2 separate regions of the Homo sapiens genome follow, and region 2 is linked to region 1. Evidence: chromatin contacts called from ENCODE Hi-C or POLR2A ChIA-PET data. All regions are on one chromosome and are shown on one strand. The core of a region is the stretch at or near the end of the contact, and the rest is flanking DNA. Distances in the headings are between cores, read along the strand shown.

Region 1 (4,912 bases), core at 1,363-3,862:
ACCACAATCAAGTTCTGCTAACCAGAAAGAAGAACATGGCCATCTCAGATATCAATGAATCGTGAGGGAATGACCAGGGGAGAGGAGGGCATGTTTTCAGCTTAACTCTCTACATGAAGTTTCTGGCTGTCCAAACTGGGTTTTTCTGATATCGCAGTGAAATGCTGGGCACAGGGCTCTAGAATTATTTCAAGCAGTTAAGTATATTTAAGAGAGAAAGTAGTCTGAAAAATGACCCAGTTATTTTTAAAGGAATTGTAAATTAGAGGCTTGCATGGTCTCAAATGGCTATTTGAACTTTATTGTACTATAGAAATTCACTGCCAAATTGTCTACCTCAGGGTTTGCAAACATACAGGGTTGGATTCATAAATGTACTGCCACTAAATTATAGGAAGGGAAATGAGACAAGAGGAGTGGGTCTACTACTTTCTAAAGTATCTCTTCTCAAACTTCTAACTCAACATGTTGACATATCAAGAGATCACTCTGCATGACTAATTGATCATAGTATCTACTTTCTAATACTAATATTAATTTATTTGTATCTCTACAATGATTGTTATGGTTTGGGAAAATAATTTTAATCTATGTGATTTCTCAATGAAATAATGTGCACTGTGACAGAATCTATATTTTTCTTCAAGGCATTGATTCTCATGGAGAAGGAGATGTTGCCCTACCCCTCACCCCTGCCCAATTGTGATTTTTAGTTGTCACAATTATGGGGGCGGGGCAGAGAACAGCATCCCACAAGGAAGAACTATCTTGTCCAAAGTTAACAGTGCTAGGCTGGGCACAGTGGTTCATGCCTATAATCCCAGCACTTTGGGAGGCGGAGGTGTGAGGATCACCTGAGGTCAGGAGTTCCAGACCAGCCTGGCCAACATGGTGAAACCCTGTCTCTATTAAAAATACAAAAATCCGGCGGGCGTGGTAGCATGCGTCTGTAATCCCAGCTACTCGGAGGCTGAGGCAGGAGAATCGCTTGAACCTGGGAGGTGGAGATTGCAGTGAGCAGAGACAGCGCCACTGCACTCCACCCTGGGCGACAGAGCGAGACTCCGTCTCAAAAACAACAACAACAACAAAGTTAATGGTGCGGAGGTTGAGAAACCTTGCTCCATATTTAGGAGGTATGGTACTTTTAAGTAACTTTTGACATTTTAATTGTGTTTTAAGATGAAAGTAGCATCTACATCAAATCACATTTTTAAAAATTCTAATGCCAATTAAAGTTGCCTTTTCGATCTCAGATCCTGGAACTATGTTTCCTGTCAACATAAATGATATACATCGTGGCAACGTCATGATTTGTGACTGCACAAATCTACTCCGTATAACACTGAACGTGAAATAAAACAGTATAAAATTAAAATCATAAATATTTTCACTGGAAAGAGGTTTGGTTTTTCAGTTAGAATGCTCACAGAAAAATAGTCTGGTAGGTACTGCATTGCTCTAAAATGTAAAATTCCGGCTTTATTTTGGCACTAGTTTGAGGAGTATTTCCCTTTACTCCGTTGTTCTTCGTCATAATTCTGAACTGCCAAAACCCTGCTTGCAGAAATGTTTGCGTACAGAATCAAATGCTGGGAAAATGGCCTAGAAAATTACTCTAATATTATGTAAGGTTTTTTTTAATAGCTAACACGCATAGCGATTTACAAATAATAAGAGTCAAGTTCTGTGCTCCCAGAGATTGAACTGAATTTAAAAAAATGCAGGTAAACTTCCAGACTTTCTGACCTGGGGTCTGTTTAAAGACCCATGTTTTACACTTGGTATAATCCGTACTGTAAAATGGCCTATTAATAATATCAACTCAAAACGTTCTCACTGTTTAAGAATAAAAGCATACACACACAAATATACACAGTATAAATAATGAAATATACAGATGTGTTCTTTCGCTTAGCTTATTTTTTCTGAACATTCTAGAAAATTATGAAGCTTAATCACACACCTAGCGTGTTTTGAAATAGGATTTAACAATCTTTGGATTGTACCTTTGTAAGACCAGCAACCGGTCTAATATTACAATCTTTTCCACGAGATTCCACAGCAGGTACTTACTGATAATAAGTGACGAAAGGATAAGGGGCCGATTTCTCTCTTCCCTCCACAGGTTTTTCGCGAGCGCCTCCTGCGCGCCCCGAAGGGGTCGGGGCGCAGGGTGGAGTCCCGAGCGGCGCGCCCAGCCGGTGGCTACCATTACCTGAGCCCCGGGCGGCGGGACCCCGGTCCGCCCCGCACCCCCGCCGCGGCCAGCCCTTCCCGGCACTCACCCGTCACGCGAATGGACTCCAGCATCGTCGCCCCGAGGCCCGGGGCGGCGGGCTCCGCGGGCTCAGGGGAAAGGGCCGCGCAGGGGCGGGCGGCCTCTAGCCTCTGACCCGGGCCTCGGTGGCGGGGGCGCGGCGGGAGGCGGCTCTCCGCTACCTGGAGCAGGATAAGGAGGGTAAGGGCGGACGAAGACGTACCGACACTGACTGTGAGCAGCGCTTCCACCAGCCCGTAGCTACTGGAAGGTACACACGGCGGCCTTACGGTGCCCAGCAGCGCTTAGAACCTGCCACCGTGACGTAGCCGCTCCGCCGGTTGCTAGGAAACTGCCCCCGGGGTCCGCGCGCGCTGCGCTTCACGGAGCCTGCGCGCCGCTGGGGGCGCTCGTGCGACGAAGGCCCGCGGGCGGCGAGAGAGAGTGGGAGGAACTACAACTCCCGGCGTGCACAGCGCGGGCCAGTGCCTCCGGGGCTTGTGGCTGTGCCCGCGAGCGCGCTGGGGTCTCCAGCCAGTGGGTAACGCATATTGACTGATCTTTCAGAGACGTTTGTACCCGTTCAAAGGTGACTTAACTCCATGGTGCGCTGTGACACTCGGCCCTAGCTGCAAATAGCAAAGCCAGTCTACCCGTCCTTCCCCTTACGAGGTGCGGGGAAGCTAAAACACGTTTAGGATGAGCTAGTAAGAGTGGAAAGTGCAGGAGGCTCAATGACCACTTGACGGTACCTCAGCATACTATCCTTAATGCTGAAATTCACATTTTAGCTTGTGATTGTGCAATTGATAGGGGCTGAATGTTATTTTCAGTTTATTATTCATTTTCACATTAGCAAGTATGAAAATTTAATCTTTTACAATAACCATGGGAGGCGGGCCACGGTGGCTCATGCCTGTAATCCTCGCACTTTGGGAGACCAAGGCGGGTGGATCGCTTGAGGCCAGGAGTTGGAGACCAGCCTGGGCCACATGGCGAAAACCCATCTCTACTAAAAACACAAAAAGTGAACAAATCGTGGTGGCACACTTCTGTAGTCCCAGCTACTCGGGAGGCCGAGGTGGGAGGATTGCTTGAGTCCGAGAGGTGAGAATGTAGTGAGCCATGATCGCGCCACTGCACTCCAGCCTGGGTGACAAAGTGAGACTAAAAAAAAAAAAAAAGTACGGTGGGAATGGGAAATGTAGACTAAACCATTCAACAAACATTTTTTGAGACCCTAACGTGTGCAAGGTTCTGAGGCAGGCTTTGAGGATATCAAGGGAAATGAAATAAGCCTAGCGGAGCTTACAGTTTAGGAGGAGCTGAGATAGTGCTGGCAACTGTCAGTCTTCAGACAGTTAAATTTTCTCTTCATCCTCAAGGCTAAGACATGGAAATAATTGGGGTGTGTTTTCAAACTCAGGAACAAAAGAAAGTTGAATATCAGGACCGTCACACCCTGAGAATGACAGGCAACTTGTGAGAAATTGTGTCTTTTTCATCACTTAGGAGAGAACAATGGAAATGTAACTATATCACAAAAACTGGATAACCTCACTTCATATTCTGTCTTCAAATCCTGTGACTACTGTTTTCGAAATACATCCAGAATCTAGCCACTTGCTACCACTCTGGTTCAAGCCACCACCACCTCTTGTCTGGATTATGGCAGTCTTCTAGACAGTCTCTGTATTCCCACCCTACCCTCTTTCACACTGTTCTCAAAACTCATTGGCCAGAGTGAACCTGTGAAAAAATCAGATCATGTCACTCTGTTCAAAATCTTCAGTGGCTTCCTTTCCTGTGAAGTCCTTTATGACCTAGCCTCCTGTCACCTCTTTGATCTCATCCCCAACTACTTCCTCCCCGATGGATACACTGGCCTCTTTGATATTCCTCAATTCCAGGCACTATTTCACCTCAAGGCCTTTGCAACTTGGAATCCTCCCTGCGTGGAATGTTCTTCCCTCAGATATCCGCAGGACTAGCTCCCTTACTTCCTCAGGACTTAATCCAAATGTCACCTCTTCGTGAGCCCTTCCCTGGCCACTCTATTTAAAATTCTACTCCTTCATATTTCCTATAGCCCTTCTCTGCTTTATTTTTTTTACTTAGCACTTAACATTATCTAATTTATTATATATTTTATTGATTTATCATGACTGTTGTCTGTCTCCATCCCTAGAATAAAATTTCCACAAGTGCAGTGATTTTTGTTTGTTCACTGCTATATTCCCACACCAAGAAGAGTGGCTGGCATGTAGTAGGTCCTTAATAAATATTTGTGAATTAATGAATAAGTAGACAACAGAAAGTGTGTGCATTTTCAATGATAACTAAAATAATATAGAATTATATCAAATGGACCAATAGACGAAGAACAAATCTGCTTTGAGTTAAAACACTTGCTATAGTAATGAGCAATGAATCTGCTGCATTTGTAAGAGTAGTAATTCTTGCAACATATGTCCTAAGGAAAAAGGCTCTAAATTAACCATGCTGTTGGCTTCCTTATATACCCAGAATTCTGAAAGCTGTTTTCCAAGTTTGCTATAAATGCATCTATTACCTCTACAAATTTCTAGTTTTTAAAGTCACAGTCACTGCAGTTTAAGAGCTATTTCTCAAAAAAGAAAGCCTCCTAAAAGA
Region 2 (4,912 bases), core at 843-3,342, 720 kb before region 1:
GGACTGGTTCATTAAATTATAGTAATCTGTATAATAGAATGCTGTGCAATTAATAAAGAATGAGACAGCTGGGCTTCCCTATAGTCATAGATACTCGGGAGGCTGAGGCAGGAGGACTGCTTGAGCCCAGGAGTTCAGGGAAGTCTGGGCGATATAGTGAGATCCCATCTCTAACAAAATAAAAATAAAAACTAAAAAATATATATTATATAAACAAAGAATGGGACAGCTCTTGTGTATTAATGTGGTGCAGTTGTTAATATATTTAGTGAAAAAACAAGATATAGGCTAGTGTGTACAGTAAGCCCTCACTTCCATTGTCAATAGGTTCTTGGAAACTGTGACTTTAAACAAAATGATGTATAACAGGTCCTGGAATAATGTCATATTTTTATAACATTAATGAAAAAAAAGTTGGTTTTGTTAATATTGTTTCACTTAAAGTTGCAGTTTCCAAGACCCTATCGTGATTTTAAGTGAGGACTTACTGCATAGAAAGTATGCCATTATGTGTTAAAATAAACACACATATACACATGCACGCACATACACACATACTTGTGTAAGCACATTTTATCTCTAGAATAATACAGGGGAAACAGCTAATAATGGTTGCCTCTAAGGAGGGCAAGTGGTGTAAGACATAGAAATGAAACTCTTACATACTTTTGTTTCGTTTTGTTTTGAACACGGTACCACTCACATGTATTACCTCTTAGAAAATAATTTTAAAAATAAATTGCCTGTTTAATCTACTGTCTCTCTGACCAGTCTCTGTGTTCCTAAGAATAGGGAATGGGCTTTATCCATTATTACTGTATCTCTAGCATCTAGCACAATAAATATGTTTTGAACAACTTCATATGAGCATTAAGAAAATATTGAAAATAAAATACTGATTATAAGCAACTATTTAATCTAGTAATTTGTAAATTCCACTTAATTATTCAACATTAAATGAAAACATGTAAGGTTACCAACACAGTAAAAATTTCAACTATATTAAATAAAAACATTTACAAAGTAAAGGATAATGAGCTGGGCACAGTGGTTCAAGCCTATAATCCTAGCTACTTGGGAGGCTGAGATGGTAGGACTGCTTGAAGCCAGGAGTTTGAGACCAGCCTAAGCAACATAACGAGACCCTATCTCTAAAAAAAAAAATTCAATTAGCTGGGCATGGTGGCACATGTCTGAAGTCCCAGCTACTCAGGAAGCTGAGGTGGGAGGATCAGTTGAAACCAGAAGTTCAAGGCTGCAGTGAGCTATGATGGCACCACCACACTCCAGCCTCATCGACAGAGTGAGACTCCATCTATTTAAAAAAAGAAAAAGCAAGCAAGCATACTGGAAGAAAATACAAAATGTTAAATTAATTGTCTTCTTTTTTTGGCAAAAAGCAAAATAAAATAGCAGAAACATGAGGAAAATGTAACTATTTGGAATGTGTAATATGCCTGTCCCCATAGAAAATGTCATATTCTTTATGCAAGGAAAACTGAGTAAGATAATAACCTGGTTTCTCCCTCTGCCCCTAGGAAATTCACAATGAGGAAACAGCTGAAATAAACAAGCTGGAGGAAATCACAGCTGGTGGCAGAAGTTCTGACAGCTTGTTTTTTTCTTTTCAGATCGGCTATACTAGTTAGCACTGTAGGATAATAACAGAAAAAAGGGAGCAAGGCAAATTCACTGAAACACATAAAATTACTGGAGTACCTTAGAAATTATGAAAAAAAAACCAAGAAGGAGAAAGACTGTCATTCACAATTATATACTTGAAAGCTATACCAAAATACAATCATCGTAGGTTTTAAAAAGTTAAAATTACAGAGGAGAAGAGATTAAAGGAACTGGAAACTTCAGGAACAAACTTTCACAGGAAACTTGTTAAATTAGCCTTGCTTCCCCCACCACTCCATACAAGCGACCAAGCAGCAACCTCATGGAATCCCCACTGTGTTCCCAGAAGCCTCCTTTTCAAGACTCTGCGATTGCTTTATTCTCCCTATTAACCCCCTTCAAGGCAGCTCAAATGTTATCACCTCTGAAGCCCTTCCCACTCCTCCAAGCAGAGATAGTCCCACCCTCCTCCAGGCTCCCTCAGCATTTTTTTCGAGGCCATGACAGCCCATCAGCAGATGGTAATTCATTTGCCTATCTGACCTACTTTCAGTGAGAAAGTACAGAATTCATTTTCCTCTCCTGAGTGCCTAGTACACAGCAGATTCTAAAGTAAACATTTACTGAATGAAGTCACAGGGTCTTCATGCAAATAGATTTGCTCACACAGTCACCAATACTTAAAATCTGACGGGTAGATCTGACCAGAAAAAAGTTTTGAATTGTGGTTGGAGGTGGGACACTGCCATTATGAACAAAGTCAAAATACGAATGATAACCTAGGAAAGAACAGTGAAACAAATGATAGACAAAATAGTCACTTCGGCAATGCTGTTAAGAATATAGGCCTCCAAGTTAAAAATGGATTTGAATTCTAGTTCTGCTATTGTGAACTTAGGCAAACTGCATAACCTTTAAGTCTCATTCTCCTCATCCATAAGTGGCAGATAACAGTGCTGAGACCAGAGTTTTTATAAAATGTAGTGAAGTAAGGCACATATAGGTGCTTAATACAATGCCTAACTTCTGCTAATGCTCAATAAGTATTAGTTATTAATATCCTTTTGGATAAAGTGTGGTAAATGAATTTTTAAAGATAACCACCACACCAACAAATAAGCAACTCACAAAACATAAAGAATGCCTCTTTATCATGTCTCAGATTAAAACAAGGACATTCCAACTTATCACGTTAGCAAGTACATATCTGTACAAGTAAAGAGACTCAGGATCTTCAACATTACCGAGAAAGTAAACTGGTACAACTTTACTGCAATTTTGCAAGTCTTTAAGGGCCTCAAAAATCTTAAGAACACTTTTGATTCAGGAATTCCCTTTGTCACAATTTATCCTAAAATAATAACTGCTAATATGTAAGCATACATATTTAAGAATGCTGATTATGGTAATATTTCACGGGAATAAAACTGACCAAATATTTATGGTAAAAGATCGCCCCAGTTCTTCAGTCTTCTATAACAGGATTATACATGCATACTATGTGCCCCTCAGTGGCAAAGCTGGTTTACGCTGGCTTACCTGGCTCATAACAGTAGACTGCTGAGCCATGATGGGAGTATTTACACCAGAGAAATCAGCAAATGCTACAAATCTAGGGCTTTATTTCCCTCACCCCCACCAAAGCCAGCTGTTAAGCATTTACCAGCACAGCACCTGATGTAATTTTGCAATACTTCCCCCTCTCAATGCTGCTGACCTGTTGAGAGTGGCCATGTGATTGCTTTGGCCAATGTAGTATTAGTAAATGTGACAGATAGAAGACTTCAAATGTGCTCAGTCATTAGCTTGCCCTCTTGTCTTCCTGTCATTTGCCATGAGAAGAATGTGTGCCACGAAATTACTGATCTAAAGAGAATGAGAAACTTGAAACGGCCCTGAACTCAATCTACAATCCAAGAAAGAGCTGCACCAGTGACTAAAAGATCTGTGAACAAGAAAAATAAAATGTATTGTAAGCCACTGATATTTTGAGGTTAGCATGCAGCAAAACTAACTAATACGCTCTCCATCAATATATGTGTGAACAAATTAGTAAACCTACATAAAGAAAAATCATACAGACTTTAAATGTTGTGGATTTATGGCCGGGAGCAGTGGCTCACGCCTGTAATCCCAGCACTTTGGGAGGCCCAGGCAGGCAGATCACAAGGTCAGGAGATCAAGACCATCCTGACTAACATGGTGAAACCCCGTCTCTACTAAAAATACAAAAAATTAGCCAGGCGTGGTGGCAGGCGCCTGTAGTCCCAGCTACTTGGGAGGCTAAGGCAGGAGAATGGCGTGAACCTGGGAGGCAGAGCTTGCAGTGAGCTGAGATTGCGCCACTGCACTCCAGCCTGGGCGACAGAGCGAGACTCCATCTCTGAAAAAAAAAAAAAAAAGTTGTGGATTTATATTTGACCTGGAAATATGTCCAAGCTGTATTATGTTTTTTTTTAAGTTTACAAAACAAACAGTGTGATGTTTCTATTTTAAAAGCACACACAGAAGTGTTTAGAAGGATAGTTACTAAAACGTTAGTAATCGTTGTCAACAAAAAGTGTGAAACGGTGTAAAATATTTGAAGAGATTTATTCTGAGCCAAATACGAGTGACCGATGGTCTGTGACACAGCCCTCAGGAGATCCTGAGAACATGTGCCCAAGGTGGTCAGGGGATACCCTAGTTTTATACATTTTAGGGAGACATGGGACATCAAAAAGATGTGAAATATATATTGGTTTGGTCCAGAAAGGCAGGATAACTCAAAGCAGGGGCTTCCAGGTTATAGGCAGATTTTTAAAAAATATTATTGGCAATTGGGTGAATTATTATCAATAGAAAGGAATGTCTGAGTTATGATAAGGGGTTGTAGAGACCAAAGTTTTATCATATAGATAAAGCTCCAGGTAGCAGCCTTCAGAGAGAATAGATTGTAAGTATTTCTTATCAGACTTAAGGTCTGTGTTGATGTTAAATGCTGGTCGGCTTTTCCTGAATTCCAAAAGGGAAGAGGGTATAATGAGGGATGTCCCACCCTCCCTTCCCATCATGGCCTGAACCAGTTTTTCAGGTTCACTATGGAGTTTCCGGGCTAAGAGGAGAGGTCCACTCAGATGGTTGGGGGACTTGAGAATTTTATTTTTGGTTTATATGGTTATTTCTGAGTGCTGGGCTACAAGAAATTTTTACTTTTAAAAAATCAGACAATAGGGATTCTAAGAGAGGCTTCATGACGGCTAACTAGAGGCATCTGATACTCACCTCCTCCACAAAAAAAGAACAAAAA

What was found. A loop is a pair of places that touch in the nucleus more often than their neighbours do. ChIA-PET counts read pairs that join two places held with the same protein, here RNA polymerase II (POLR2A). Pooled maps may share reads with other maps.
Region 2: a pooled map shows a loop between it and region 1 (2.4-fold over the local background). The contact joins the enhancer-like site here to the promoter of MATCAP2 in region 1. A Hi-C loop is called at or near these places in 2 of 50 pooled maps. POLR2A ChIA-PET finds 5 or more read pairs at or near these places in 3 of 52 experiments (MCF 10A, activated T-cell and naive thymus-derived CD8-positive, alpha-beta T cell).

The regions. Positions count from the first base shown.
Region 1 is chr7:36,364,628-36,369,539 of GRCh38, forward strand. It overlaps MATCAP2 (microtubule associated tyrosine carboxypeptidase 2), which reads right to left and starts at 2,613. Exons shown (of 7, transcript NM_001199706.2): 1 at 2,289-2,613. The coding sequence starts at 2,313. RefSeq lists a silencer at 2,263-2,362.
Region 2 is chr7:35,645,244-35,650,155 of GRCh38, forward strand. The region is part of intron 5 of HERPUD2 (HERPUD family member 2); the gene reads right to left. Among named protein-coding and RNA genes, the nearest start is that of HERPUD2, 47 kb to the right of the region's middle. Within about 2 kb of position 2,093, at least 7 of the 41 ENCODE cell types and tissues checked have a DNase peak (open chromatin) inside an H3K27ac peak, as active enhancers do.